Linked DNA regions of Mus musculus: region 2 is linked to region 1. A link is a loop called in an ENCODE intact Hi-C map of the cell type or tissue named here. Cell type or tissue: left cerebral cortex. All regions are shown on one strand. Links, peaks and the distances in the headings refer to the core of each region. The heading gives the core; the rest is flanking DNA. Region 1 holds the start of Pak7 (p21 (RAC1) activated kinase 7). Region 2 overlaps Gm32546 (a long non-coding RNA gene).

Region 1 (15,738 bases), core at 3,876-11,875:
CAGAAGAGAAGCTGCTGCCTCTCATCTGTTTTCTCTGAATAATTCCTTCCTGAATCTTCATAGGACTAACTGGTGTTTTCTAGAAAGGGGGAGAAACATCTGCAAGTCCTTCTTAAAGGATACTTGGGACTTTAGGTGGCATCTGTGAAGATATTTTTAAAAGAGCAAGCTAAAATGAGCACAATTTGGGCTTAATGGACAGGGAACCTGGTACTGGGTGTGAGCATGTGATATCTGCTTCAAAAGCGATCAACTCTCTATTTCTCTCTCAACCACCAGATCTGTGCAAAGCAAGAGGGGGAGCTGTGTACCCCAAAGAAGTTGGTTATGCACTCCGCAATGCCAGCTCTACTACATGAAAGATTTTCATGGCCCACACATGACCCAGTGACAATCCAGAGATACCAGATGAGGTTATAATTTATCTACCATCTTTGAAGAAAGAATTAATGATGTAGGAATGTTTTAGGGGACAGTCCTGCACAGTAATGTTGAAAATGTTCTTCTTACAGAAAAGTCTGGTACTCAATAGTGTGCAGGGATTTCAGTGGGATAGAAACACTTACGTATACTTGGCATATTATATATACATATTGGCAACTTTTACACCAGTCAAAGGCCCTGTTTTCTTGACTGCCTTATCTCATATGTTCTAAGCTGTTAGACATAGGCAGTGAATGTTGCAACTTTCTCAAATGCTCCAGAGTGAGGTTTGACCTAAAGCATTCAAGTGGGGGTTCATACAGATTTTACAGACTCATGGCCTTGGAAGTACACGGGTTTCCTTTTGAGCAAAAGGATGGAGCTCACTAAATTAGATAAAGTAATTTCTTGTTGCTTGAGGCTACTAGCCCCCAAGACACAATTCTAGAAATTTAGCTGCCTTTAACTTCTAGAGATTCATCTCTACAGTGATTTATGTCACCATTCCTAGAAATGGAGTTATTATACAAATTAAGGTTAATTTCTGAACTCTTCTTTCTGATATATCATTGTCTATTTTATATGCTGGAACCAAAATGTTTCCATGTTGAATCTTTTAAATAAGGTGTCTCTGAGGACCTGAATATGGAGTTGACCCTGTAGAAGCCAACACTCCCTTTGGCTTCCCCAGTACAGCCCTGGTCTTTCTCTCTGGGCAGTTTTATGCATTTGTTTTAGTGCTAGTTACCCTCATGTTACTATTCTGCTGGTTTATGTTTGTTAGTTGTTCTTTCTCTGTACAGTTTTCCTAGGTAGTCTTGATGTTTTAGACATCACTCTGTCTTTGACTTTTCCCTGTCTCGTTGCAGTTATTCCTTGTATCACTTAGAAACTTAAACCCTAGGAGTGTCTGAGAGCTCGTTTGTTTTTGTTTTTTATTTCCTATTCAGAAATTTATTTAGTTAAGTCATTAGTTACAGTACTGGGGATTCATACTCAGAACTTCCTGTACCACACAGCTGGGTGTACTCATGCACGAATTTTTATAAGCATCACCTTCTTCATCTTCAGCATTTTATAACTACCACATTCTGAATCTCTATACTACTAAACCATAGATCCTCAATTCTTCTTTCCCACAGCCTCTGTTAATCTTCAATCTACTTTCTGTCTCCATCAATCTGACTAGGTATTTAGGTATCTCATATGAACGGAATCATGCAGTATTTACGATATTCTATTTTTCTTACTTTGTTTTGTAGAATGCTTCCATGGCTACTCACTGCTGTCACATGTATCGGATCTTTTGCGTGTTCAGGACTGAGGAATGGGACCATGTCCGTTCATATCACAATTTTTGTATTCATGCATCTTTCTGTGGACATTCAGGTCGTTTCCACTTTTTGGCCTGGTGCTATGAGCATTAAAATGCACATCTTTACATCTCTTTAAGGTCATGAATATATAACCCAAAACAGAATTGATCAATCCTAGACCAATTCTGTTTAAACTGTAAGGAAACATACCATTAATTTTCATAAAAATGATACAACTTAGTATTTTCACTACTGTTGCACAGGCCTTCCAGCGTCTTCACACTCCCACCAATTATTCTTACATTTTGTTCTGTTTTGGCTAATGGATTTTAGTTTAAATTATTTCATATTTTGGTCAGCGACTTTGAATGCCACTTTAAATGCTTATTAATATCTACGTATCATTTTTGGAAGAATCTCATTTTCTGCCCCCCTTTGAATAAGTTTTATGTTGCTTACTTTAAGGGGTCTTAGTCTGAATATGAATCTCTTCTTGCATCTATGATCTGCATGCAGTTTCTTCAGCTTGGTAAGAAGATTTTTCAACAATGATTGTGCTCTTTGGATAGAAGATTTCCATTTCCATGTTCTCAAGTTTAACCAATTTTCATGTCTTGCCTATTCTTTTGGTGTCACATTCAAGAAACAGTTGCTAAATCCAAAGTCGTGATTTCATCATGTTTTCTTCAGTATGTTTTCTAGCTTTTACTCATTTGTGTCTTCTACATACTTGCTCTAGAGTTCTATTTCATTATTTTGCATGTGGGTGTTCAGCTTTCTCAGCAGGATCTGTCAACAAGATTGCTCTTTTCCTCTTCCGTGGTCTTGATACCCTTGTTAACCGTTACTGGACACATGTACAAGAGTTTATTTCTGCATTCCATTCCACTGGTCTAGATATTGGTTTATATGTTCTCTTTAATTGTTTTGGTTACTAGAGTTTTATTAAGTTTTCTAACCTTGTTCTTATTTTTCTAGATTGTGTTTGCTATTTAGGATCTCCACAGACTTCTACAAAATTTAGGATATTTTTTTTTCTATTGCTGTGAAAACATTGTTCAGATTTTCTTAGGATGACTTGTAGATTGCTTGGAGTAGTCTTTGCATTGTCTGCTGCTTCATGAACATGGATTATCTTTATATTTCTTAATGGGTCTAGTCTTAATTTCTAAGTGTCTTATTCTTCTTGAAACTACTATTAAGCTGATTGTCTTAAAAATTTTTCCTTTTAAGTTGTTCACAGTCAGTATATAAAATACAACTGACTTCTATGGGTTAATTATATATCCTGAACCTTTTAGCAATTGTATTAATTTTAAGGTGTCTATATGTCTCTGTGTATATGCATGTGCATGTGTGCATGTGCATGCACACCTTAAGATTTTCTATATATAAGATCCTACTCTATGAAAAAAAAAGTTGTTTACTTTTTTCTTTTTTCCAATTCTGGACTCTAATCCTCCTGGCTGTCCACACAGAATTTTGAAGTAGTAAAATTGATGTCTTTGTTTTCATCCTTTTGTCCCGATCTTAGAGGAAGATGTTCACTATTTCAGCTGCGCATGCTCCTAGTTATAGGAGGTTCAAGCTCTTCATTGTCCATGCACATCTTCTTGGTGCAGCAGCATATGGCAGGAATGCTGTTCTCGGAATGGCTTCTCTCAGCTGTTAATAGTAATAGTTCATGCTTGTGTGAGTCTATTTCTGGGTTTTCTATTTTGGTATCTAAATGTCTCACATGATTTTCTAGTTAAGACAACTACAATCTCAGTACTGTTTAGTCTAGAACCTTTATCTTTCAAAATACACTTGAGATAAAGTTGTCCAGGTCACCAAAAATTTTCAATGTTAATATAGAAATGTCACTGAAAATGTCACTTCATTTAGTATAAAGAGTACATTTTTTTTGACTAGGTTGAGCTTTCTAATATATGAATGTACAATATCTATATATTGGGTCTTTGATTTCATTAGTATGTTGTAATTTAAGAATATTAAGAATATGAGCCCTGAATGATTTTATTAAATCGTCTTAGCATTCTGTTGTTTTTGTTATTGTGTTTCTCATGTAATTTTCTAAATGTTCATGGTTTATATCTAGAGATACAGCTAATTTGGGGGAATGTTACAGAATTTACCTTTTTGTTTTAAGAGCTGTCTTGGAGCTTCCTTGTTAGCTTTTCAAGAGCACAATCAGTGGAATGCATGTAAAAAGTATTTTACTAATTCCTTCATAACTCGGGGTCTTTTATTTTTCTTGCCTAATTTCAGTTGCTATAATTTCTAGTAATATGTTGAAAGAGATGATGGATGAGTCTCTTCTTAGTTTTCCTGAATCTTAGGAGGAAACTATTTTTACTTTCTTTTTTAAATGGCAAGTTCACTAGAGGTTTTTTGTTGTTGTTGTTTGTTTGCTTTTTTGTTTGTTTTTGTTGTTGTTTTTTGTTTTTGTTTTTTGTAGATGCCTTTTATAAATGAGGCAATTCCCTCCCTCAGTTCCTGATGAGTTTCAAGTCTTTATTCAATAATGGGTATCATTTTTTCAAATGCTTTCCTGTATAATTTGATAGGATTTTTGAGTTTGTATGATGGATTATATTGATGCCTATTTACATATTAAGACAGCCCTGAGTTCCTGACATACATCTATGTAGAGATAATATATAATTTTCTCTATGCACTGTAAGATTCAAGGTAATATTTTTTTCTTGGTGTTTGGGATAAAATGTGTGGTGTTATAAGTGTTAGCTAAAAGCTTTTAGTACCTTCTTCATTTGGGTGGGAATGATCCTTTAAGTCACTCTTTAGTTCAGACAAGTTTTGAATTCATGATTCTCCTGTCTCAGCCTCCTGAGTAGCTGGGACCATGGACCTGTACTAGGATACTCAGCCCTTCCTGCAGCTCTCAGGAATGGTTGTTTGTAGGTTTATAAGATATATTGTTTAGAGGACTTCTCTTCTACTAAGTTTATTTGGTTTTGGTGTCAGGGAAATTATAGCCTCATAAATTAGTTGAGCCATGTGTTCTCTTGCTTTCTGGGAAATAATTGTGTGAAAATAGTTTTTGTTTTGTTTTTGTTGTTTTGTATTTTACACTACTTAGAGCGTTTCTCTAGTGAAACCATCTAAGCCTGGTAGTTTCCTTTGGAGCAGATTTTCATTTATGATTTTTTTCTATCAGTTGTTTCATGGCTATTCATGATGGCATAATTATAATATAAAATTATATTATTCAGATTATATAGTTCACTTTGGCAGTGTGTGCACTTTTTATTGATACTAAAACTACAAGTAAACTTCATCTTAATAAAATATTTCCTGTCATTTGCATCTGTCCAAGTCCACATAGGGGAAAGTAAAGAATAGAAAATATTATGCCAATGGCCATGGGACAGCAATCCAGTTGGTGAGAGGTGAGGTAGGGCTATTTGAGCAGTTTCAAGCATTGATAAATTTATTGACTTTAGTCATATGAATGGGAAAAATAGGATTTGATAGGCCAAGATACATATGTCCTTCACACTTAGAAACATCAGTGGAGAACAGTGACCATCTATCTGTTCTGTGATCTATTTTTTAAAGATTTATTTTTATGTGTATATATGTGTCTGGATGCTTCTTTGTGTACCAGGTGGAAAAAGGCACCACTGATACCAGAGGAGTGTGTGAGATCCACTGGAGTCAGAGTCACGTACAGCTCGGACCCACCCTATACAACTGAACCTGGGACCTCTGGATGGGCAACATGAGTTCTTAACAGCTGTGGCAATATCTTTAGCACCAGCTCCTGCCATGATTCTGTTTTGATATATAAGTTACTTCAGTGAAAGTAGTGTGTGAACAGATAAGCCACGGGGACAGGAGATGATAAGCATCTACTATTCACTAGCAAACTGGCCCTGTTTTATAACCGACTTATTCAGTTATAGGATCAGACACTATATTCTCATAAGGACAATCTAGAGATCTCTGAGGATGAAGAAGGATGTGGCTCTCTCAAAACCAAGATTAAAGTCTCTTGGTTGGTTTTGTGAATTGATTGGTTTCATGTGGGCAGTGACTAATCTCAATATTACCGATACCTCCTGTGGTCTTTTGCTCTCAAAAGACCAGTCAGTCTCAACTGTCAAGCCCAGCCTTGACATTACATCGAACCTCTCAGGTTTTGTCCCAGGCTCAGAGAAGACAGGTAGACAGTCAGGATAGACTGGTTCAGGCTTGAATTGGACAACAGGTCAACAACAGGTCAACTGACTGAGCACGAGTTTCCTAGTCTCAAGTATCAAAGCGATTGTGAATTGATCCAAGAGCCCATCGTCTCCGAAACTCCTAATTCTAGATCAAACTAATGGTTTTATGCTGTCTTCAGTGTGTGCCCTACAAAGCCTCTTTCCAGGAAAGGCATGACATCCCAGGGGACATCCTCCCTTGAACCGCTGCTATCATCAAAAGCTGAAGGTAACTCCTTAGGCTGATAAGTCCATTGCTGATTAAAGACTCCATGACCAATTAGAGGTTATAGAAGATGTTTCTGGATTCTTGCACCTCCTGACCTTTCAGAGGACCAGCCGAATGGCACGGGGACTTTCAGGACCAGGCAGTTGAATCCAAATCTGTATTTTAAATCAAAGGCTCATTAAAGTTTGCGAAGCACAGGACCAGGTGATGCTAAAGAGACTAGCTAGCATACTGATGTAGTGCGGCTTTGCAAAGGTCCTATAGAAAATTTGGACAAACTGGGATGTTCAGGGAGGGGTATGCGGGAGTAGCCCGCAGGGGGATGGTAGAAGGAAAGTGTGATCCGATTGGCTGTTTTCTCCAGCTCGGGCGTGCAGACACTCCCTCCACACTCCCCCTTTCACCCCCCTCAATTGCTACAGCTTTCCTACAGCGGGCTGCTCCTAAAACCCGGAGCAGCTGAGTGGTCTCAGCGGACAGTCCTCCTAGGGGCGAAGCCAGGCGGCTTGGGCATGCTCAGTAGCTGGGAGAGGTTTGGGAGGAGAGTAAAAAGCTTTGACTCTGCCCCCACCCCCTCCTCTAGCCCCCGCCCCCCTTGCCCCTTCCCAGCCGTAGTAGTTCCCTGGCGTGCGCCCGTGGAGAGCAGGAACATGGCGCTTGGAGCGATATAACAGATGTAGCAGCAGCGGAGAAGCAGATGAGGTACCGCGACTTCTCTGCTGACAGCCAGCCACCAGGTAGGCAGGAGCACCGGGCAGGTCGGCTTATGGGTAGCGGCTCCAGAAGGGGCGCTTGCCAAGATGCGCACGGTTGCTACACCGGGCATCTGGCTTTGCCTAGAGAGGATGCGAAAGGAGACCTCTATGACAGCACAATTGATTGTGCATCTCCTAGGAGATGCCAAAGGCTGGGGACCTCTGAGAATGGGCAAGGGATCCAGGGTCCGCCCACTCCCCAACCCCCAATCTTTGCGATATCATCCAGCTTGGGCTCTTCACCGGTCAAATAAAGGATAGCGCTCTTATGCTAGGATGGAGGGCGTAGGAGATCACCCTGGATGCCAGCTCTAGGAGTCTGCTGGTACCCCGAAAGGCTAGCAAGCCCAGCAGCAGTTCTTTGTGTATGCACTCGCGCACGCCCTGCCGGTGATACGACAGTGCCTGCTGCTCCCAGGGAGTGCTGGATGCATTGCCAGGGCAGGGTTCCCATATGGTTTTTGTCTTTTAGCAGGTGTGGACCACCAGATGCAATAGCGGAACCTTTATGGGACTGTGTTTTCCTTTGTTGTTTGTCTCTGTTCGCTTAGTGGGTTGCAATGGATTGGGAAAGAACTTCTGCTTGTGAACATTGGTGGACAGAATGTGGAAGAGAATATCACTTCCAAACTCTGGTTAAAATTCTGTACAATGTCAGTCTCCTAGAGGATAAACTTGGAAAGTCTCAGGACTGTCAAGTGTCCAGTTTAGGGCACAAATGTGAGCATCCGTTTTGAAACCGAGTGTGTCTGGAGCTTTCCATTGTGATAGGGTAGAAGTTAATTTGCCAGCATTCATATCTCAATTAAGGGAGCCCTAACCTTTCAAAGAACTGAACAGATCTTTTAAATATTAGAGTAGTAAAGAAAAAAATGTCTTGGCCAATAATTGATAACGACTTGGAAAACTGGATACACTTCTGGGGAAATAGGTACTTCACAAAACATCAGAGACCCTCTTGTGGCATTTGGTGTAAAGGCAGCATCTTTAATTTACAGATGGACACATTACTCCCTGAAGAAGTCCCTCCTACACAAGCCTTCTTAAAGTTGACATTCTGCAACAACAGATGTGACACCTTACAGTTGTATCTGTTATGATTAGCAGCATAGCCCCCTGAGAGGGAGGAAAGGTAAATTTAGAACACACCTTCATCCCCTGTTTTATCTTTTCAGGCTGGGCATCTGTCTGTGAATATGAAGTTTAGATACTTTCCTCTGCACTTACACTATTTATTCTTATGATCTCCTTAGGTGGCAAGAATGAGTCAGTATTGTGATAATGAAACAGAGACTGCAGGAGGGAAATGAATTTAAGTAGAGTAAAGCTATAAGTGTCCAATCTGATAACACCTTGACTTTGAATACACGTGTGCAAAGCAGAACTTCTAATGAAAGCTGTAGAAGCTAATGGCAAGTTCATTGACAATACTTGTAGTAGAATAAACTTCGTGTTCCTCTGTGAATAAGAGATTGATTGTACTCAGTCCTTGCAACTTATCATTTAATTAACAAACGTGAGTTTTGATTGTAGGCATTGAAAGCCGAGGTTGCCAATGCCTTTCCTACATCCTCAGAATATGCTGCAATGGACAGGCACCAGAGACAGATGTTCTGGAATACAGTGTCATTTTAGTGATGAGATAAAGCTAAATTTGAACTCTGGTTCCTCCGTATTTAGGTGTGGGATTTTGTGGAAGTGATTTAATGTATCAGCAACAAAGACTTGTGATTCACAAAGCAAAGCCCACATAAATGGATAGATGTAGACATTAATAATAATACAAAGAAACTGGGCATGGGGAAATCTCTTTGAGAAGGACATGTATGTGTTTGGAACCCATGTTATATGTATTTGCTATGCAAGTCAAATTCAATTTACTTTTACTGAAATACTCCAAATTGTTTTATTTCTTAGCACTGACATAGCCATACACCCCCAACTTGGTAGCTTAAAGAAGTAGAAATTTATTGATGCAGATCTGGGTATTTTCTGTCTAATATCTCAGTGTTAGCATGGCAATCCTCTGATGCTCTTAGGAGAAGGTGATTCTTATAGTCTTAGACATACCTTACCCCAATCACGTTATTCTGTTTCTACCTTCATGTCCATGTGTTCTCCTCTCTGTGTCTGTTCTCCTGTCCATGTTTCAGTCTTTATGTAAGGACACTGTTCCTATATCATTTAGAGCTAACTATAGCCTTGTCTTAATTCAATTACAACTGCAAAGATCAGACTTGTAAAGTAGGTCACATGGACAAGTTCAGGGTTGTCATTGAGTTTAGGGGAGAGAAAATTTAACTTACTTTACTAACTTTTCTAATAACAATGATAGGATCAATACTATGCCATCAAGTTTCAGAATATGAAGAATAGTATGGGTTCAAAAACCCTGCTGGCATGGGATATTTAATGTAACTAACTTATCTGAATTTTGTGTTCCCAAGTGTGACAGTGAAGGGAAGGGTGATAGACACGTCACCATGAGTCACTTACATGAAAACTGAAACAAAGTGGGACTTAGGCTTTCTATACGTGCTGAGGAATTTCATACGTCTTCTCCCTTTTGGGCTATATTACTAAGTCAAAACACATCATCATCAACAACACCTACAACATAACAGCAAAAAAATGAAAATCCTACACCTTTTCTTCTTTTTAATATATTTATTTTTATTTATAGATATACATTTTATTAGCTCCTTGAGACTTTCTTATATGCACATAATGTATTTTCTTCTTATTCACTCTGTCACTCCTCTATCTAAATCCTTCCATGTTCCTTCTAAATTTATGCTCTCTCTCTCTCTCTCTCTCTCTCTCTCTCTCTCTCTCTCTCTCTCTCACACACACACACACACACACACACACACACACACACAGGGATAGAGATAGACATAGAAACATAGAGAGACAGAGATACAGGGACACAGAGAGAGACAAGAGAGAGTTTGGGCTGCCTATAGACTCATGGGTTTAGGGCCATCCAATGGAGGGTGGTATTTATAAAGCATGTTTGTATATGTATATGTGTATGTGTATGTGTATATGTATGTACTATGTGTTTCTGTGTGTGGGATGTATGTACATGTTGTAGCACATGTGAAGATGTCAGAGGCCAACTAGCAGAAATAATTTTTCTCCTTCTCTATGTATGTTCCAAGGATTGAATTAAGGTCATTAGGTCTGATGACAAACACCTTTTACCTCCTGAGTTATCTCAACTGTTTATAGCTCTTCTTCTTCTTCTTCTTCTTCTTCTTCTTCTTCTTCTTCTTCTTCTTCTTCTTCTTCTTCTTCTTCTTCTTCTTCTTCTTCTCTTCTCCTTCTCCTCCTCCCCTCCTCCTCCTCCCCCTCCCCCTCATCCTCATCCTTATCCTCCTCATCCTTCTTTATCACTTTATTTTTTGTGGGGGATTTAAAAAATTAGTTCTCATGATTTCTAATCATTAGTTCTTCAAGAATTCCACACACTGTCTTTTGACTATAACCAATCCTCCTAGATCCAATCCCCATAGCATTCCCACTCAAATTTTTTGTTCCAATTTTTTTATAACCCTTGAAGTCTAATTTACGCTGCCTATATATTGGGTGTGTTGCTGTGCATTGGAGAGTTTACAGCTACCAGACACCACACCATTTAAGAAAACTGCATTACTTCTGTCAGCAACTGAGAGTTTCCAATATCTCCTCAGGCAGGGCTGGGACTCTGCCCATTTCCCCACTTCATGGCTTGAGCGTTTGCAGGTCTTGTTCCTGTTGCTGCAATAGCTGCAAGTTCATAGGTGCAACTGTCTTGTTGTGCCAGGAAAAGGGCTGTTTCCTTGTCACTCACAGCTTCTCTGTTCCCCTTCTTCAATGATTACTGAGTTTTAGGAGGGTGATATCTGGTCCTGGGTAGGAAGGCAGAACAGAAGGTATGGGGAGGAATAACTAGCATCAAAGACCTTCTAGAAAAGTTACACGAAAACCCATTACTTCCTAAACTGTAAACACCACATCACAACACACACACACACACACACACACACACACACACACACACACACTCACTCACTCACTCACTCATACACAATGGACTTACTTTATATCAGGGCAATAATGCACCTACTAGGTACCATAGGTTAAGAAACAAGGAGAACCCTAACAGGATTATCTCTACTGGATTTTGTTGTCCAGTAATGTCACTTAGATTCCCCTAATACCACAGCTTTGCTTTGCTTTTCTTATTGTGATAAATGGTATACAGTTTATGAAGATCACTTAAGCAGAATAGCAGGCATCACCTTTGACACTTCCATTTCCTTTGCCCTGAACAGCCCAAAGTGCCACATAGTCTTAAAAATTGAAGCTTTGGTATCTTTTTCTAAAATACATGTTGCCATCTCTGACACTACTATAAAAGACAAAGCCATATTCTCTTCCCTAGATCATGAGTACAACTTCCTAAGAAGATTCTTTTTTCTTGGTTGTTCCCTAACCTATTACAGAAAATAGGGTGATATCAATTCCTTGCATAAAATTCTACCTAGACATTTGTTACAGTTTCCAGAAATGATAGGGATGGACCAAACTTGTCCAGCTTCATTGTGGGCATCCAGAAAATCTAGAGATGGACCGTATTTATTCAGTCTCATTATGGGCATCTTGGATCTGTCACCTTGACCTGCTGTCATAAGTGTCCAATATCTCATTTCTTTTGCTCTGCAATTCAACCTACTTTACCTCTTCCTCATCATCTTAGCTCTCGCAATACTTTTTTTTCTTGTCTTTGGTAATAGTTTCTGTCATAATTTATGTTTACCTACTTGGTCTTTTACTTCCTATGAATGTCCATTAATTTTGTTTCTTGTATGCAGAAGTTGCTTAATCTGTGTCTGATGGATGAGTGAAGGAAGGAGTGCTCTGAATCATAGCATTTTTCTGTACTAATTTGAAGACATTATTTTTTTAGAAACTTTTTCTTACTAGTATGAAAAGAGCAGTTTAGAACCTCATTCTAACTTTAAAAGAGGAGCATTCTTGACTTTAATAAATGCATTTTCTAAGAATCCATTTTAAGCTAGCTAACACTTAACTGCATATGAGTATTTGCTAGCAACTGAGAATTTTGGAAAACTACATCAATAAATATTTTGCAAATATGTGTCACATGGGTGTGATGTCATGCTCAGTCTCAGACAACAGCAAACCAGGTCTTTAGCCTTCTAGAAACTAATAAATAATCACATTATGTGACAATAATACAATTAATTACTGATATTGGATTGTGCACCAAACTCTCTTAAGATCTTCCTCAGAATCTTCACTGGGATTATCCAATCTTCCCAAGAACACATCACATGACATATATCATTAGTATGTTGATGATTTGATAAATCTATCATTAAGGAGTCTTTCAAGATAAGACACTTATGCTTAGCAAAAGGAAAAAAGGATGTTTTTTTCTTTTTCAGAAGAATGTGCAGTTTCTGAACCAATCTATATGAGCTCTGTTTTTATTTTGAAACTACTTTGCTCTTTGTTGTTGGGATTGATATAAGAGAGGAACTGATTTTTATTTGAGAAAAAGCACCTGGTATATTCCAGTCAAAATTTTTATATATGCATGCTTTTGTTGTTTAGTTTGTCTTACATAATTCTTTTGTTTGGGAAACACTGTACGCTTGAGAAAAGTCAGCACAGTGCAGTGTAAGAATCTGCCACATTCTTTTGATACCTAAAGTAGCTGTAGGTTCACATCCTTTTTATATCCTCTTGAAAAGTTATTCTATAAAATAATAAAATATCATTTAATCTGTATTCATAAATGAAAATTTTCATGCAAGTAGCCAAAAATCAGAGCGTGCCCTGATTTTTTAGTTATAAGTGATTGGGCCAGAGTTGAATGAATTAAAACCCAAGAAACTAATTAAATGACTTAAGAAATATGGCTGATTATAAAATACATCTCAAAAGTGAAAGGCTACACCAAATATCACCACTTTATGATGAAGACATATTGAAAAATCATACTATTCATGCAGCCATGAGTATATAAACTATTTATAAAAAATAGGAATTGTTCATAGGTAGATTACCTGGGTGTAAAAAGGAATATGTAAATATTTATGCAGAAATCTGTGAAATTTTTTTCTCAAGATGCATAAAACTAAGAAACAAGGAAGGAGAAAACCATTCCTTATTTGTGCTCAGAAACATAAACATTATGAAATAGTGATTCTCCTCCCAAGTCTATTATATAGTTTTATTCCTTCCCAAATCTATGATACAGTTTTTATAGGGGAATTAGTAGAATGCAACCAAATGGTTCTATCATCATTATCATCATCATTATTATTGAACATATTATTTTACTATATATTAAAGTAGAAGATAATTATATCAAAGGGGGGTGGCTGGGCCTGCAGGACTGTTGTGGATGATGGAAGTAAATAGATACAAAAAGACTAAAGGTACGTGAGGATACTCAAGAGTGTGTGATTATGGTCAAGTGAGGATCATAGATGTGCTTGAAAGTCATGGCTATTATAGGTAGGTATATGCAGAACGGAGTAGAGATGGTTGTTTATTTTCCTCTACTGAAATAACGTTAAGTACACAATAACAGCATGGTACAATTAAAATAAATTATAAATGTATCAGTTCAAAAGAATAGCTTGGAAACAGGCTCAAAACAGTTTTAGAAGAAAAATGGAGAAATCATTAAAAAATTCAACAAACAAACAAACAAACAGAGTACATGATAAAAATTTCAAGGAAATAGACTGCTTCTACAGAAAACATTAAGCTAAACACCCCTGCTTACATGACACTCCAGGGTAAATTTCAACTATATTGAGACGTGTATAGGGAAGTTGCAAAGCAAAGCCATAAGAAAATACATAATTATCTTCATGTGAAGGAATTCTTAAATATAAAACCACTGAAAAGAATCACAAAACAAAATATGGATTTAAATATGTATTATGTATTTTTTGTAGATACACACATTTAAACTATATGAGCAGTAGTGATGCCAACCATGACAGTTAATAAAACAATACCCTGAAGTATTATTGCAAAAGTTCTAAATGATCGACATCACCCTTGTTGTCCAAATAGCTAAACAAATAATTCAAAAGGAAGACATATAAAAGTCAAGTGGAATTATCTATTTTGTTTTCCTGCTATTAATAATAGAAATGCAGATAAAAATAAAAGTGAGATGTGTATCAAATATTAAAATTGTAAAAAATAACAGCACTACTGACAGAGAAGCGTTGACAGAGCCATCCTCATTTGCTTGTAGTTGGAAGACTACATGAAGCCTTCTGAGAGATGAGGGCGAAAATATTTGAAAGGCTGTTAAAGATTCATATTACTTGAAAGAAACTTCTTGTTTTAATTTGTATCTCGTCTTTGAGAAGGAAGTAGATGCCAACAATGTTTTGGTAATAGATTATTCATTATAGTGTACATCAAAATTAGCAGAGCATACATAATTAAATGGCAAAGGATGATATCAACATTTTAGGTCTTATAGATGGTGGGCTACTATGTAGACATCGAATGTGATCATTGTGAGGATCATGTAATGACATAATTGTACATCGAATGCTCAGGTAACTTTACTGCATATAACACATGAATTTATGACACTGAAATATTACGTAGGTTTATAAAAACATTGAAAGAAAACAGAAAGACAGTCTCTGGCAGGTAGAAATATTGCTTTTTTCTTCTCCTTGAATACCTTTCTGAAATTTTTGAAATCATAAAACAACCCACTATTTTGCAAATGTGATGATGATATGCACTTAGGTTGTGATTATTCATGTCACAGCACCCATTGATTATCTGTTGTGTCAGGGACTCTGCCAGGTGTATCAGCAATGACTCTAAGTTTGCATGCAAATGAAAGAAAACACCTAGCTTGAGCAAAAGAAATCCATGAGCGGGTATCAGAGGTCTAGGAAAACTGGCAGGGTTGGTGAACAAGATGTTTCTGTGGGTAAAAGGTGCTTTCTGCCGAGATCTAGGACCTGAGTTTAAGCCTCTTGATTGCTAGGACCCGTGTGATGAATGAAGGGAACCAAGTCTGGCAAGTTATGTTTTGACCTCTATCTACATCAAATAACAACAAAGAACAAATAAATAAATGAATTTAAATTAAAAAAAAAAAGCTGCGTTGCCAGAAATGTGGGAGTGAATTCCCCAAACCAAATCCATAAGCTTCTTTGCTCAGGGCTTGGCCACAGGACATGGGTGGCTATGCTTATGGGTTATCATCCCTCCTCCACGTCTAGTCTACCCTACTGAACACCAGAGAGGGCAGGTGCCGTGATTGGCAAACTCATTATTGACTTTTCCCAAAATGGAATTAAACCCAACAAAGACAGAACTAAAATGCCTATCATCCAAGGGTTGGAGACAGATAGGACTGAAGATCACCCTTTCTAATGACCATTTTCTGTGCTGTGTTTAACACAGTTCATTCACTCTGATGTAGTGTGGGTTGCCTATAGCAAGGATAATTTGACATCCTCAGATACAAATAGTACTTTGAAGGGAAATTTCTACCCTCGGGAGAGAGAAGATGCAGGCAAATGGTATCCTGAAACAGTTTAGCAAAAGTAAAGGGATAGTTTGTAAATGGATTGGGCACTAACACAACTCTAGGCATTTTTCAGGAGTACCTGACATTTAATATGTCCTGTAAATCTTTAAGTTTAATACACCATAGATACTGGACTTTTTGTTTAAACAACTTCAGTATAAAATTCTAAACAGTAACTCTAGGATCA
Region 2 (15,738 bases), core at 2,652-10,651, 62 kb before region 1:
TACTTTGTTACAGCAGCTCCAACCAGTTAATGTCAACATAAAGTTTAAACATCTATAAGCTTAGAATGCAGAGGTCCCTTAAGAAGAAAAATATTTAATATTCTGTTAATAATTTACTTAGCTTGAGTAAAGAATAAACATTGAAATGAAAAATTTTGGGAAGTGTATAGGGTACATTATTAACTAAGGGGCCATTATAAAACTATCATTTTCTAAGAAGAGCAAAAGAAAGACAAGAAATGTGAACAGCAGTATCAATGTACAGTAGACATCAAGTTTATCAGATATCCTGGCTGGCTCTGTGTATATTCAACAAGGTCTTCCTAAAAGGTTATTGATTAACAAGCTGTGTAACACGTAATCTGTTTACTATTTCTGCAAGTTGAATAGATGGTTTCCATGTTTCTGCCTATGATTCTTTTTCCGAATCTGGTCTACTGGCAGCCCAGCCTGTGGTTGATTTAGGGATTTAGGATGGCTCTGATCTTAAAAATCTAGCTCATATTGTTGTTCCACCTATAGGGTTGCAGACCCCTTCAGCTCCTTGAGTGCTTTCTCTAGCTTCTCCATTGGGGTCCCTGTGTTCCATCTTATAGATGACTGTGAGCATCCACTTCTGTATTTGCCAGGCACCGGCATAGCCTCATACGAGACAGCTATAACAGGGTCCCTTCAGCAAAATCTTTCTGGCATTGTGCAATAGTGTCTGGGTTTGGTGGCTGATTATGGGATGGATCCCCAGGTGGGGTCGTCTCTGGATGGTCCATCCTTTAGTATTAGCTTCAAACTTTGTCTCTGTAACTCTTTACATGGGTATTTTGTTCCCTATTCTAAGAAGGAATGATGTATCCACCCATTGGTCTTCCCTCTTCTTGATTTTCTTGTGTTTTGCAAATTGTATCTTGGGTGTTCTATGTTTCTGGGCTAATATCCACTTATCAGTGAGTGCATATCTAATGACTTCTTTTGTGATTGGGTTACATCACTAAGGATGATATCCTCCAGGTACTAATCAGTACCCCCAGAGCTCGTATCTCTAGCTGCATATGTAGCAGAAGATGGCCTAGTTGGCCATCACTGGAAAGAGAGGCCCCTTGGTATTGCAAACTTTATATGCCCCAATACAGGGGAATGCCAGGGCCAAAAAGCAGGAGTGGGTGGGTAGGGGAGCAGGGCGGAGGGAGGGTATAGGGAACTTCCAGGATAACATTTGAAATGTATATAAAGAAAATATCTAATAAAAAATCTAGCTTTCTCCTGTACTTCCTATATATGACAAGCTGTTGCAGGCTTGGTTTTCTAGTCATGGTCAGGATCTATGATTGTTAGGACCCAGGTTCAGAACTGACATTTTAAGTTTGCTGTGTTCAATCAGTCAACACTAACCCCAAGGCCATGGCAGAGTCACCAGCCTGGAGAATCTCACAGAAGAAATGCTACTGTCACCTTGGAAAGGGCGTGGGTAAGGAAAGCTCAGAGAATTAAGACCATTTTTGTTAGATTTTGTTGTTGTCTTACTACAGTTTATTATAGTAGCAAAATTACAGTAAGGTACAAGCAATAAAAAACAATTTTATGGTTGAAGGTCACCACAACATGAAGAGCTGAATTACAGGGTCACAGATTAGGAAAGTTGAGAATCACTGAAGACTAGTTTTGTAATACACTGCATTGTGAGCACAGTATACTCCATTTTGATGTTTTGAGAAGTTTTATATTTTAATTTTGTATCAGAACTTCCATAGTTACTTTTTATATATCCTTAGAAGAAAATGTGCTTTGTAAGGTGCAAAAATGTGGAAAATTAATAATTACATGCTTTAAATTCTCATTCTCTTTGGTGTCCACCTAATAATGTGCACAGTTATTTTAAGCATGTCACTGTTGCCTACAGATAAAGCCCGGGTTTGTTTCCCTAGAGGAAATGGGGCTTTGATACTTTATAGAGAGAAAGTTTTGTTAGGCTTTCAATGAGAACACAAATAGTTTCTCAATTGACATCCTGTCATTGAAACTAGGGAGGAAATGGACAGTACCTGTAGACAAAGTAATGAGACTGAACCCAAGAATGACCTGGCAGGGGTCACTTGTCACTTTTATCATTAGCATCAAGAGTTGCACTTGCCATTAATAAAATTTCAGAAGAGAAGTTTGCAAATCATGTGTGTACAGTGCCAGACTGTAACTATTTTCTTTGGGCCACACAGTCTTTATCATAACTACAGAATTCTGGCATGAGTAGTCATAACAATATTTAAATGAACGGAGAAAGCTATATTCTTGTATAATTTTATCTAGAAAATAGCTGGTAGGTCGGTCCTTAGGCTACATGTTTCTAGTTCCAGTTTAGAAGAAAATTCTTATGCAGTCTAGGAGGAATAAGGCAAAAAGAACAAAGGAGTTCAGAAAGTGAGTCCTGAGAATTGAAATGAAGTGAGAACAAGGCCAAGGATGGAAAACTAAGATGCCATTACAGAATGTAGACCCCAAACAAAGAACAACTTGGCAACTGGCTTACATCTAGTAGAAGAGTCTATTCAGCTCTCTGGAAGCCAAGAGACAGCAAACACTGAAACAAGCACAGAAGAGGCCTCATGCATTTGGTGATTATATCTGCCATTTCCATAGAAGGTAAAAATTACAGATTCTGGATTCTGCAAACTACAGTCTCTGGAAACACTAGGCCATGTATGATTTTCATGATAAGGCCTCTTGAATAAATAACTAATAATAGTTAGTTGAAACTTTGTTCACCTCAAGGATAATATTCTTTACTATGATGAAAATATAATAATTAACAGCACAATATTTAGCAGAACTTAAAAATATCTTAATTTGCTTTAATAAATATGAAAAGATCATGCAAGCATCAAAGACCTTTGGAAGGGTGGGGATCAGGATAGAAAGTAAATGTCTCTGAGGAAGTACAGTTGTGAGCCATCTTTTCAAAAACCTGGATAGACTAATGAATAAAATATTAAAGAGCATGCATTTGCACTTTATTTTTGGATGTGAATAACCATGTCTTATAAAACATAAAGGAAGATGATGCATGGACAAGAACGAGGTATTGGAAAGCAGGAGTCCTGGAAAATAATACAAATATATCCAAGGAATCTTCAGAGACATTCAATGTGAAGAAAAATAAATGAAATTATAAATCTAAAAAAAAAAGAAATCTTGCTAAAGCTCTTATGGAAGAAAGATAAAATCCAACCTTCTGGAAGGTTCAAGGGAATAAACCCCAAGCTTTAAGAGAAGCCTAGAACAGTGACTGCAGGCAGTCAAGGATCAAGGACAACTCCTAACTTCTAGAAACATTCTTATAATCAAGTTTGTTATAAAATTCACAAAGACCTAGAGGAAACTCTTGTTTACAAAATAAATAACCTTGACACTTTTGAATAATTGCATTGGGCAGCTGAAATAACTACCAAATCACCAGTGTGAGAAGATAAAATAAATCAGAGATGACAGATGATATATTTCTCCTGGATATAATCTTCGTTAACAATAGCTGGAAAGATTGAGGCCATTTCCCATCCACACTGACTGATGAGGTGTCAGCTGGTGCAGGCTGCAAGAACAAATAAAGGGTGTGAGGTTTCTCACTGGGCTTAGCCAAGCTCTGCTGGAAAATAAACGTAAAAGCTTTGCAGCACAATAAGGGGATATCGAGGAGCAGAAAGATAGTGTTAAAGTCGATTCAGCACGAAATGTATAGGTAATGAAAGGAACGTAATAAGCTGCAGGGGAGATGACCATTTAGAGGATTTGAGAAGATGAGAAAGAATTACAGAACACTGAGCTATTCATATGATATTCATGCTGATATGTCTATCTACTTAAGATAAAAATGAATACTAGCATAAAAGAGTAATCTTCAAAACCATAGGATTGTAAAACTAAGTTTGAGGAATACTGGATTCTAAAACCGTAAAAGAAATTTTCTAAGTCAGTGGGAAAACTGTACATTTCATTAGAATCACCAGTATGGCTTGTTGAGATGTGGGTAGCTGACCCCAGTCCAAACTTCTACATCAGATGTCTTAAGGAAATTACTAAACATTTTCATTAAAAATGCTGATGATACATGTGTGTGGAGAACCTTTTGGGGGTACCGCTTGGCAGGAATCTGACTTTGGCCAAGGACAAGGAAATGGGCTTCAGGCAGGAATGAGATATTAGGCCATGACCAGGAAGTAAGCTCAGGCAGGAATCTGACATCAGGGCATGATAAGAAAGTTCAGGCAAAAATCTAACTTTAGGCTATAATAGGGAAGTAGGTTAAGGCAGGAATTTTTATCTTAGGGTGGAACAAAAGAAGTAGGCTTTAGGCAAGAATCAAATCTGGGGCTTGGACAAGGAAGTGGGCTCAGGTATTTTGGTCATTCTTACAAGCCCTTGGAAACAACTGTCACAGGAGTAATCACGGGACTTTGCTTACTGCCTTGCTAGCTCCTTATTGTACAGCTTGCCCTTAATACTTGCATGTAATTAAAATGGTATAAAAGCAGATTGAAAAAAATTAAACCTGTCTTCAGTTTCAGAATTGGCTGGGATCATGCTACAATGTTGCCTAACTGTCATTTTTCCTTTTAATCCTTACTCCTGCTGTGGAGAACCTGTTGACTGAACACTTTTGTGGTGTATACTGGTGATGCTCCTGGGTCTGGGTTTTGAGAAAATGTTCTATATGGAATCCTGGTGTGTACTGGAATTACACAGACCTCCTGTAGATCTTACACTCAGAACCTATGAGTGAGGCTCAGGGACTATTGCTGTCTGAAGTATTTCATGTGATTGTAGTGCCACAGGATCTGCGAACCTGCAGTTAGCCAGCATAGTGCTTTCAACAGTTGCCTGAAATTACTATAGTCATCATTAAAGACTTTTTTCATAGACATATTCCGAAACGATCAAGTCCAGTGCACAGGCTTCTCTGTTGTCTTGGAACAACTTCTGATCTATCCATGGAACAGAACCTTTTTTGACCTGGATTCTGGTGGTGTTTAATTGAGAAGCTTGAGGAGTCGCCCCTAGGACAGAGAAAATCTGTAATTCTAGCACTAGAGAATTCAATCATCCACCTTGCCTAAGAGCAAAGCACAGCTTGCAAGTATCAAATTCAGTACCTTTAGATTCTTGTGACAATAACCCTGTTAGAACAGTTACATCATTTTTGAAAGGTCCCTTGTGCATCTTCTTAGTCAATTATAATCTTACCCAAAGGCTGAGAAGTGAGACCTGTCTTTACTGTCACCACATATTAGTTTTTACCTGTTCTTCCAGTGTCTAGAAATGTTAATCTAGACAGGAACTTAATGAACCACAAATCTGAGAATAATTTTCTGTTTTCCTATGAGCATTTATTGAGTAATTAGTGCTGCCTTAAAACAAAGTAAAATGTCACTTCTTGACTAGATCAATGTTGAATCATTTCCATTTAGTTTTTATAATATAATTACCTCTTGTCTATATGACCTATGCTTCAGTAGCTCTGAATAGTTTCAAACTCTCTATATTATCTTGCTTTCCCATTCATTCCTATTATTATGTGTAATATAAAGTATGTATGGCAGAATATTAATAACTAATAATAAGGTGAAACAACTATAATAATATACTATAATAAAAGTTATGTAGAAACAGTATGTCTGTCTTCAAAACAAGCTCTAAAACTCTGCAACTATGGATTTTGTAATTACCAGGCAGGTAGTACATATTCTGCTCAAAAGGGTGATTCAGTTCTTGATGATCTGATAATTTCCAGGTAGGACAGAAATAGATTACCTGGCATTTCACTATACTAGAGATCGAATGCAGTTTAAAACACACACATTATCTATTGCTGGATTTTCCCAAGTTTTCAATCAAAGTTGACTGCTGGGAGCTGAAACCAACGAAATGGGGACTGCAGATGAGGTTGATGACTGTGTACTTCAGGTTTTTTTAAAAAAAATTTCTTATCACAAATATTTTACGATTGTGATATCAAAAATTTTTGGAATGAAGAAGTTTAAATTTTCTTCTGAAGTTCTCAGCATGAAACAATTTCTCAAGATGCAAAAATCTGTGGATTATGATTAAAAGAAGTAATCTACATACTTCAGTCTGTGTCAGAGCTTGATAAAAATTCAAAGACTCAGGTCTTGTTCCACTTCAAGAAACCTGGTGAGTCATGTTCTGTATTAATTCTGTAGGCAGCCACGGAGAAACTACAAAATAATTAAGTGCAGTGTAATTGTCAGCAATGCCCAAAAGGTGGCTCTCTTGATCACACTAATGAACCTGAACCAAGCTCCTTTTCACAAGGTATTGCCAGAGTCCTTATGGAAATGAAGGCAGTTAATTAGCAGAATGGTTAAAATTCCCTTTCTCCTTGAATGTCTTTGAACTTGTGACTCCCTGGATGAACATGTAGGAATTCTCATTCCTGAACTTTAAAACTTGTCTTAACTTTTTCATTGTTTTTGTTTTAACGTACAAATTCCAGTCTTTCTCAGGAAGAACTCAGGTGTGTCTACACAAAATGATCAAATTGCTCCCTGGATCGTCTTGCCTTGACTCCCCCAGAGGGTGAGGAACTGATGCACTCTGCTCTGGTTTGGACTTACAGGGACCGAGATCCTTAAAGGTAATATTGACAATGATGTTAAGAACTAAATGGCTCCCTCTTCAGCCTAGTGTTAATACATCTGCTCAACTGCACTGGTTCTGACCTCAACATTGGCTCCGTTCGCTGTTCACTAAGAAATAACAAGCTATGTGGAAGTGCTCAGTGTCTTCCATTGTATCAGTCAGTTATTGCTGCTTCTATATCAGCATAAAATAACAAAACACTTGTGTACTAGACCAATATTTAAATTATTTTCTAATGTAGTAATCACATCTGATCCATGGAGGATATGTTCAAGCTAGTGACAATTAGACACACATTACAACCTTACCCCAGTGCCCCAGTCCAGAGCAGTAAATTCTATAGACCTTTGGTTCTAGGTAACATCCAAATACCCAGTTTAATTTGTAATTGTTCCCAGTGCCAGCCATTTCCAAATAATGTCTACGGAACGTAATTCACGAAGCAAGTAAACATCCATGATGCCCACTTTGGGTGGCGTGACAGCAGAGCTGAGAGGAGAGAAAGGACATGGTTTAGACTAAGTTGAATCAGGTATGAATCAACTCATCTCTCCTGTAACTGAGTGTTCCATTGCTATCTTTTCAGCTCACTCGGCTCAGCCTCACTCCGGTCATCTACTTAAGGAGTCATTTTTTAATTATATGGATAATGTATTCGGAGAGGATATTCAAGGTCATAAACAGAGCTCCCAGATATTGTATAACCCAAAATGAGGAAGAAAGTCATTTGGGGGAACATTCTGTTGGTTAGTTTTTGTTTGGAGTAAATTTACAGAGAAATGTAAATGCATGGACTTTACAATGGCTTTACTCTTCTATGTTAGTATCATGCTCACCTCCTGGGCATCTTCTCCTGGCTTTGGAACACACTCAATTGCTACCTTAAGCCCTTAGCTAGTGACTTCCAGGAGTCTGTATGAAAGCTGGGATTGTTTACTTGTTCAATTGATTGGTTTTTGCTTTGGGCACAGCAGCTGAGATAACTCAGATAAGTCTATCTTTTAAAGTTCCTTCTCAGGACGCACGATAGCTGGAGTGATGTACTGACAAGATGCCTCCCAGCCCCTGTCTCACTCTCCCCTGGCCTATCAGGGCTCGGAGCATCCTATTCTCTTTCCAGCCCCATGTGTGTTTTGACTGATTTGTTGGTTTGTTTATTTGTTTATTTACCGAATCTAGAACTTACCATATAGCTCAAGGAGCTACGTACTTCATGTTGCCCTTGAACTCACCATGCCACCCAGGCTGAGGTGGACATTGCGGCAGTTTTCCTAGCTTAGCCTCCCTTGTGTTGGGATTGTGGGTGTATGGTGTTGTACAGTATAAGAGAGACTCTGTTATAATATCCCCATACATCCATAAGATGTGGCTTCATCATGTTTAAAGATCTATTATTCTCCATTGCCAAAAAAATCCGGAAAAAATAACAATAAAAAAATAACAATATTCCCTGGGTGAAAAGAAGGAGACGCGTGGTTAATGCATTTGGACCATCCACTGTCTGCAAGTTGATGTGTGTACCGGGGCACCCTCTCCAGCTGCTGTAAGCATTGCTAATGTGCAACTCAGTTGCCCTCTTCTATGTACCCTTGCACATAGCTGGTGACCTACAGTAGGTTATAACTCTCTTTTCTGTAGGTAGAGGAGGGTATCAGGGATATCAAGGTCATCTCGTCATGCAAGATGGCTGCTGGAATGGTAAGCCATCAGCGATGAGAAGTAGAGAAAAGAAATAGTCAAATAGTCAGGAACTCGACAAGAAAGTACTGTTCTAGTAAGATGCCACTCTGCTCTCCTCAGCTCTCTTTGTCCTTTTTCAGGCTCTGCGACGCTCTTTGCCTGTGGTTGGCTACACTCTACCCTCTGGCTGCATCAGTTTCAAGAGAGGCATGAGTGTCAGCTAGCTATATGACTACTCCAAATCATGCTGCAGTTCCAGTACATGGAAAAAAGTGGATAATGGACATTGTGCGCCAATTTACAACCTTTACCCATGCAATGTCATCTAGTCTATTTAATTCTAAATTTTCTCCTATGTAAAACAGGGATAACAGAGTTGAAAGTATTAAATATAGGTACAGTGCCTAAACAGCATTTGTGCTGTTTGGTATATGTTAATTAATATATGAGGTATTGATATTATTACTATTCCTGCCCTATTGAGTGCTTCATAGTCACTGGAAAAACGAGATGAAAACAAGGTATATAAATGATGGTACAATTTGGTATAGAACTGAATCCCTAAATCAACAGAGTCAGTGGGTCCTATAGATGTGAGCACAGTTCACCAGGAAGAGAGATTTAGCTATGCTGTGCAAAGTAGGTGGAATATAAAAGGAAGAAGTAATTAGGAGTCCTGAAATTTCTTCAATAGTACTTTTCAGAAGAGTCTTTTCATGCCTGTAGTTCAGTTTGCTGATGATAATTCATTTACATATTGCCACTTGGGGAACTATATTTGCATTTCAAGTCAACGATCAGCTGTTTTGCAGTAGAATTTTTTCCCCTCCTCTTCTCAGTGAAAGTAAAACAGCTTCATCCAAACAGGGAAAGACTTGGTGGAAGCTGGCCACGGGAATGTGGCTAAACTCAATCCACCAGAAACAAATGGACCCATCCAGAGCTAGGTCAGGGCTTCTCAGCATGTACCAAATGGAAGCATTAGAACCACCAGGTGTTCTTGTGATGCACCCCAGACCTGCTGGGGCAGAGTTTGCATTTGATCTGGATCAGGGAGCTCAAAACCAAACCCATTTGAGCAATGAAACCAATCCGTTTGCAAGCTGGGAGAAGTCTCTCTGAAAACAGCAACTGTGTGTTTTCTCAAATGTCTCCCCACTTCTTCCCCCTGAGAAGGGCACCACGCCCTTTGATGAATTTCAGCATTCACTCTACCTATATGGCTCTACTCCTGAGCTAATGAGGTCTTTCATCTTATGACAGCCAGCCCCAAGCACAGTTCATTAACCCAAACAAGCCTCCATACTCTCTGAGAGGAGCATGTCTTTTGGAGAAAGTTCATTCATTATGAGTAGGAGAGATGCTATATCCTTCTTGATAGTTTTCTCACTACTTGTATTATCTTCAATTTAAGTTGTTCCAAAAGAAAACATTTAGGTTTCTTATTCATTTTCACATTTATTTTAATATGGCAAAATCATTTACAAAAGTTGCTTAAACTAGCACCTCTTAATGGAATTAGATCCCAGCACATAAAGGTCCTACAGGGGCCATTGCTGGATCTCCTCTTTGTAGTATTGACTATCTATTCCTTTCTCGTATAACTGAGATACCTTTGTGATGCCTGACTTTCCCATGCACACGCATTACATGTGACTACCATGTAAAACAAGGGAGGCAGCCAATGCCAATAGGCACATGTAATATTCACCATTTTAACTGCTCTTCAGTGAATGGAAGATTCTCTTTAACAAATGACCCTCTTAGAAGCAGCATCTACCTTAGAGTATGTCTACCAATCAAAGCACATTAGAAACCTCAAGGCAACACAGCTTATTTAGAAGAGAAGATTCTAGTGGAATAGGGGTCTTTTGTATGTAGAAACCAGAAAACTAGCTTAAAAATCGTAGTCAGGATGTAAAATGAGAAGCATAGGCAAAGACAATCAGACATTAATAATCTGCCTTTGGTGGAAGCAATGTAAGGATAGACTCTGTGATACCCTAGAGAGACTTTGGAAGTAGGTTCCTGAGAAAGAAAACAATATGGATCTAGTAGCGAGAACTGAGGTACAGACCAAAGCAGAAAAACAAAACAAAACAAAGCCAGGCATGGTGGTGCACACCTTTAATCCCAGCACTGGGCAGGCAGAGGCAGAAGGATTTCTGAGTTTGAGGCCAGCCTGGTCTACAAAGTGAGTTCCAGGACAGCGAGGGCTACTCAGAGAAACCCTGTCTCAAAAAAACCAAAAACCAAACACCAAACCAAACCAACCAAACAACAACAACAACAAAAAACAGAGGCATAGTGCCATTCAGAGCTGGATAGAGATGACTTGTTTATGAGAACAGGGGTGCTATAAACATTTTAAATCTCTTTTACCTAAGGTCAGAATTGACTTTCAAAGATTTAAGGTAGTCAAATAATTCCATATCTGAGAAAAGGATGTGAACGGAATGAACAAACCAACCCTTTTCTGGCAGTACTTAACAGCCATAGGATCATTAAAGTAAACATCTTCAACTGGTTTCATGCCAAGAAAAGAGACTAGACTCCCAAGACAAAACATGTTTGGATGCTGAAGGAATCTTGAAGGTGAAAATTGATCATACAACACGGTTTGCCAGTTCAATGCAGACAAAGGGAAGGAGGAGCCGAAGTAGGATGCTACTCATCCCAGGCTGGCATGGAGGCGTAGAGCATATGATTCACTTTCATGGTATCATGGATTCAATCCCAAGTGCTCACATCAGAAATGGAGATTTGTTTTCTCTGGACACACATGAATACACACAAACATACACACATGCACACACACACACACACACACACACAAACACACACATGCACAAACACTCTCTTTCACACATTATTCTTTCTCACAAAAACTCTTCCTCTCTCTCTCTCTCTCTCTCTCTCTCTCTCTCTCTCTCTCACACACACACACACACACACACACACACACACACAAACACACATATACACATCTAAACATGAGCTTGCTCAAAACTATGCAGACTATGCATGATAATAATGCAGCTGAGTTTCCCTAAACAGTATATGCCTGAAGTAAATGAATATCAACAGACGTAACAAACAGCTCTGGAAGAAAACAGCTCTCACCAGAAGAGAAACCTGCTAGTGCTGATTATTTCTCATAATTAAAAACAAAACAAAACAAACATTATGACCTCATTTATAGAACGAGTACAATACTTTAGTAGCTCTTTACACAGTTCATTTTAATGTACTTCTAATGCCTTTTTAAACTTCATAACTTATACTTTTAAGATGCTTCTGAAAATGGTCTAATTAATTTTTAGTCCTGGGAGATCCTCAGTTTCTCCCTGTGAGAGTGTTGCTAAAAGCTGAAGGAAGAGGTCTACACACACCCACACCTTCAGCACTGTGCACACGGCTGCAGATTTTGCTAATTTTGTATCTTCTTGATCAGTCATTTAAGAGAAGATGTAAAAATGTGTTTGAAAATTAATTTTTGTTCACAAATTAAATAATTACCTGTTTTGAAACACACAGATCATCAGAAAAGATGCCTCAGTTGTTGATTCTACAAGCAAATAACTATTAAAACATCCAATTAGTTTTTATACCTAGTGAGACTTCACTGGAGAAAACTGTTTTCCTTTGTAAGCAGTTGTCACTTAGAGATAGCTTCTTGGTTAGGGATGAGAGCTCTTGTCCACTTCCCGATGTAAACCACACTTAAGGACAGGCCCCATACCCAGACCTCACCTAAAGGCCTAAAGCCCTCACTAGAAACTCACTTTGGCCATTTGTAAACTAGGCATGTAAGGCAAGCACACTCCATGGTAGGATTTCACAGGAGGCATCGGCTTCTGATCTGTCACTGTCACCAGTGGACTTCTTTACTCAGTTTTCTGTGTTAGTCCTAGGAGGATATTGAGAGACCTAGGAAGCAAAACTGTCCCCAGAACTTAGAAGGCCAACAAAACTCAGGAGGAGTGTGGAGATACTCTTTGTTGTTAGTTTGGTTGGTTGGTTTGTCTCATATGGCTCTGTTTAAGAATCTTTTACCTTACTGTTCTCTTGTTTGCATATTATGTTCCCAATTTTGTGGTATGTGTGTTTGTGTGTAGGTGTGTGTTTGTGTGTAGGTGTGTGCGTGTGTGCCTGTGTGTGTCTGTGTGTCTGTCTACCTGACTGTCTAACTATATACATGTGTTTCTTGTGCCTTTCTTTTTCTTTTTCTTTTTCTTTTTCTTTTTCTTTTTCTTTTTCTTTTTCTTTTTCTCTTTCTTTTTTAAAATTCTGGTAGATTTGTTAGTATCTGCTTGTTTTCTTTTTTATTGGATACTTTATTTACATTTCAAATGTTATCCCCTTTCCTGGTTTGCCCTCCGAAAAACACCCCTCCACCTTCTCCCTGCTCACCAACCCATCCACTCCTGCTTCCTGACCCTGGCATTCCCCCTATACTGGGGCATAGAACCTTCATAGGACAAAGGGCCTCTCCCCTCATTGATGCCCGACTAGGCCATCCTCTGCTGCATATGAAGCTGGAGCCATGAGTCCCACCACATGTTTGTGTTTTCTTTGGTTGGTGATTTAGTCCCTGGGAGCTCTGGGGGTGCTGTCTAGTTCTTATTGTTGTTCCTCCTATGGGGCTACAAATCCCTTCAGCTCCTTCATTTCTCTATCTCCTTCATTGTGAACCCTATGCTCAGTCCAAGGGATGGTTGTGAGCATCCACTTCTGTACTTGTCAAGCATTGGCAGAGCCTCTCAGAAGACAGCTATATCAGGCTCATGTCAGCAAGCTCTTCTTGGCATCCACAACAGTGTCTGGATTTAGTGATTATATATGGGATGGATCCCCAGAACGCTTGGAGTTGGATGGGTGGAGAAGTGACCATAAGGAACAAGCATACAGTATCTTATATAATAAGCAAAGATTTTTCTATTCACGATTTAACCGTCATTACCATCATTATTAACTTTTTACTTGCAGCAGCATGAAACTTTACATACTTCTTTTATTTTAGGACTTATAATAAAATATTTTCCGCATTGACTTGCTGCTACTCTTCCTAATTGTCACTCCATTATCTTCTTAACCCAATTCATTCTTGTGCAAGCACTTTCTTTCTTGAATTATAGTATTATTGTGATCATTTTTGAATGTCAGAGTTCTGAAATGAAAGACTGTCATATTTGTTTGTCTATTTTCTAAGGAAAGAGAGAAGAATGGAGTTGGATGGGCGGGGAGATGAGGAGGATCTAGGAAGAGATAAGGGAGGGGAAACTGTGAGCAGAATCCATTGTATGAAAAAAATATTTTCAAAAAAAGGCCTTTGTAAAAAGCCATTGATTACAGAGCAATTACAGCGGGGTATCTGCTGTAATCCAAGAAAAGAAATCGTTATAATCCAAAGGGAAATGAACCAATTATTTATGTAATGATCTATACCATTTAAGAAAAGTTAAATGTTTATTTTAGCTAAGAGAATTGAGGTTGAATTCTTTTTTTTTTTTTTAAAAAGGAAAACGGAGACTGAAAAAAACTTTAAAATTGGTTAAATTTGAACATAACATGTGCAATTTAATCAAAATAGAAATGCCTATATGTATATTAACCCATGAGTGCACAGTAAAGCTCCTAGATCATTGCCTGCAAGGGCCTGTAAGCGATGATATCCTAGTTGTAAATTGCACATCTAATGTCCAGAACTTAGAGCGTAGATATCTTCCAATAAAATCAACCAAAGACCCTTATGACAGTGTTTCTCAGAACTCTGGCATAAAAATGATTATAAAAAAATTGTAATTCAGGGAAGAAAATGTTTGCAAAAGAATAAATTACAAAGGAAAAGAAACTAAACAACTTAGAAACAATTGGCAAAAGCAGCATCAAGGTTATAATACAATATTTTTGATGTGAAAATATTGTGTTATAGTCTTCTAAAATAAAATTATATACTGACATAGTTAATAATAATGAAAATGACTGTTAAGTTGTGAATAGAAAAACTTTTCCTTATTATATAAAATACTATGTACTTCTTCCTTATAGTATATAATAGTAGTAACAGACATTTTACATAAAATATACTCTTTTAAATTTATATTATACAGTTATACATTAAAATAATATATCACTGTAACTAATAAATATAAAAAATGAAGAAAATATGAACTCACCATTATGCAAATAATCATTTGAACAGGTAAAATTTACCAGAATATATTAAAATTAATAGATTAATGTTTGAGAAAATGCTTGTCTAATCTTAAAGTATCTCTTTCAACATAGCTATTGTTTAAGGAGGAAGAAACAATATGTTTACACTGCAGAAACCATTGAGAAAAGGCATCCTCAGTAAGTGGTCAGTGTTAAAGTCGCTGTCTTAGTGTTTTCCTCAATACTGTGTCAAACTTCCTGACAGAAGCAGTCGAGAAGAGGAAGAGCTTACTTTGACCCATGGCTTCAGGAGTTTTCTTTCCAATATGGTGCAAAGTGCATGACTGCAGACATGCCTCAGTCTATGTCGACAGGATGTGTTGCATTTGCTCATATATGATGGTTGACTGGGAAACAGAAGGAACTGAATCAGAAACAGGGCTCCATGTTGTAATTTTCAAAGGCCTGCCTTCAAAGATCCACCTCTGCCAATACAGTGTATAACCCCCCAAAGCTGTGCCCACCTCCAGCGATTAGGTATTCAGGCACATGGGCTCATGGGGCACATTTCAGATGTGAACCATAATGATGTACACATAGGCTTATTGTCTGCTCATTTTAAAAATGCATTCTGTCATTTCTGTTCTGTAGCTAAATTTATATACAGTCCAGCTGCCTTCTCAATATCTGTTGATACCAATAGACAAATGCTCATCTCAGCCTTAATCAGAGCAGCCTGTCTTTTCAGGGAACAATAGTGAATGCAAAGATTCATAAGTGGGGGATGAATGCTCAGAACAACTAAGTGAGATATTTATACCATCCTCACTAAGGTTGAGGTAACATTACAGGAAAGGGGGCGATAAGAATCTTTGACAAAGAGAAGGGCTGAAGAGGTCTTCTTTGGAGCAAGACGCAGTTACTGAAATCATGAACTTACAGTAGCTGTGGACATCTGTACTAGGCCTGCATAAGAATCGGCCTGTCAAAAATCAGACACTGATAGCAAAGTGACTAGTGGATGAAGAGGTCTTACTCCTCACTGCTGAACTATTTTCTACTGATAGATTCGGGAGGAAGAGCCATTGTTTTGGTTGTATACACATTGATAACCTTACCATGCTCCAGTGGATGGTTCCAACACAATACTCACACAGACAATCCTGGTTAAGCAAATTAACTCACAAAAAAAAAAAAAAAAAAAAAAAAGGAAAGAAAAGAAGAGAAAAGGAAAGAAAAAAGAAAAAGAAAAAGAAA

Evidence for each region. Peaks named below come from ENCODE experiments on the same cell type or tissue, not always from the same donor. Only the 100,000 strongest peaks of a DNase experiment are listed, where the experiment ranks them.
Region 2: a loop joins it to region 1, with 2.1 times the contacts of the local background. A loop is called at or near these places in 3 of 42 quality-filtered maps.

Annotation. Positions count from the first base shown.
Region 1 is chr2:136,378,850-136,394,587 of GRCm38, reverse strand. It overlaps Pak7 (p21 (RAC1) activated kinase 7), which reads left to right and starts at 6,621. Exons shown (of 10, transcript NM_172858.2): 1 at 6,621-6,934. In left cerebral cortex, for the core only: a CTCF peak has its summit at 7,322; DNase peaks (open chromatin) are centred at 7,288, 8,216, 9,422, 10,634 and 2 more places; H3K4me3 peaks cover 3,426 bases; H3K27ac peaks cover 2,818 bases.
Region 2 is chr2:136,439,991-136,455,728 of GRCm38, reverse strand. It overlaps Gm32546 (a long non-coding RNA gene), which reads left to right. Exons shown (of 6, transcript XR_866766.1): 4 at 6,497-6,637; 5 at 7,041-7,174; 6 at 8,463-10,469. Among named protein-coding and RNA genes, the nearest start is that of Gm32546, 39 kb to the left of the region's middle. In left cerebral cortex, for the core only: a CTCF peak has its summit at 6,256; DNase peaks (open chromatin) are centred at 6,259 and 9,206.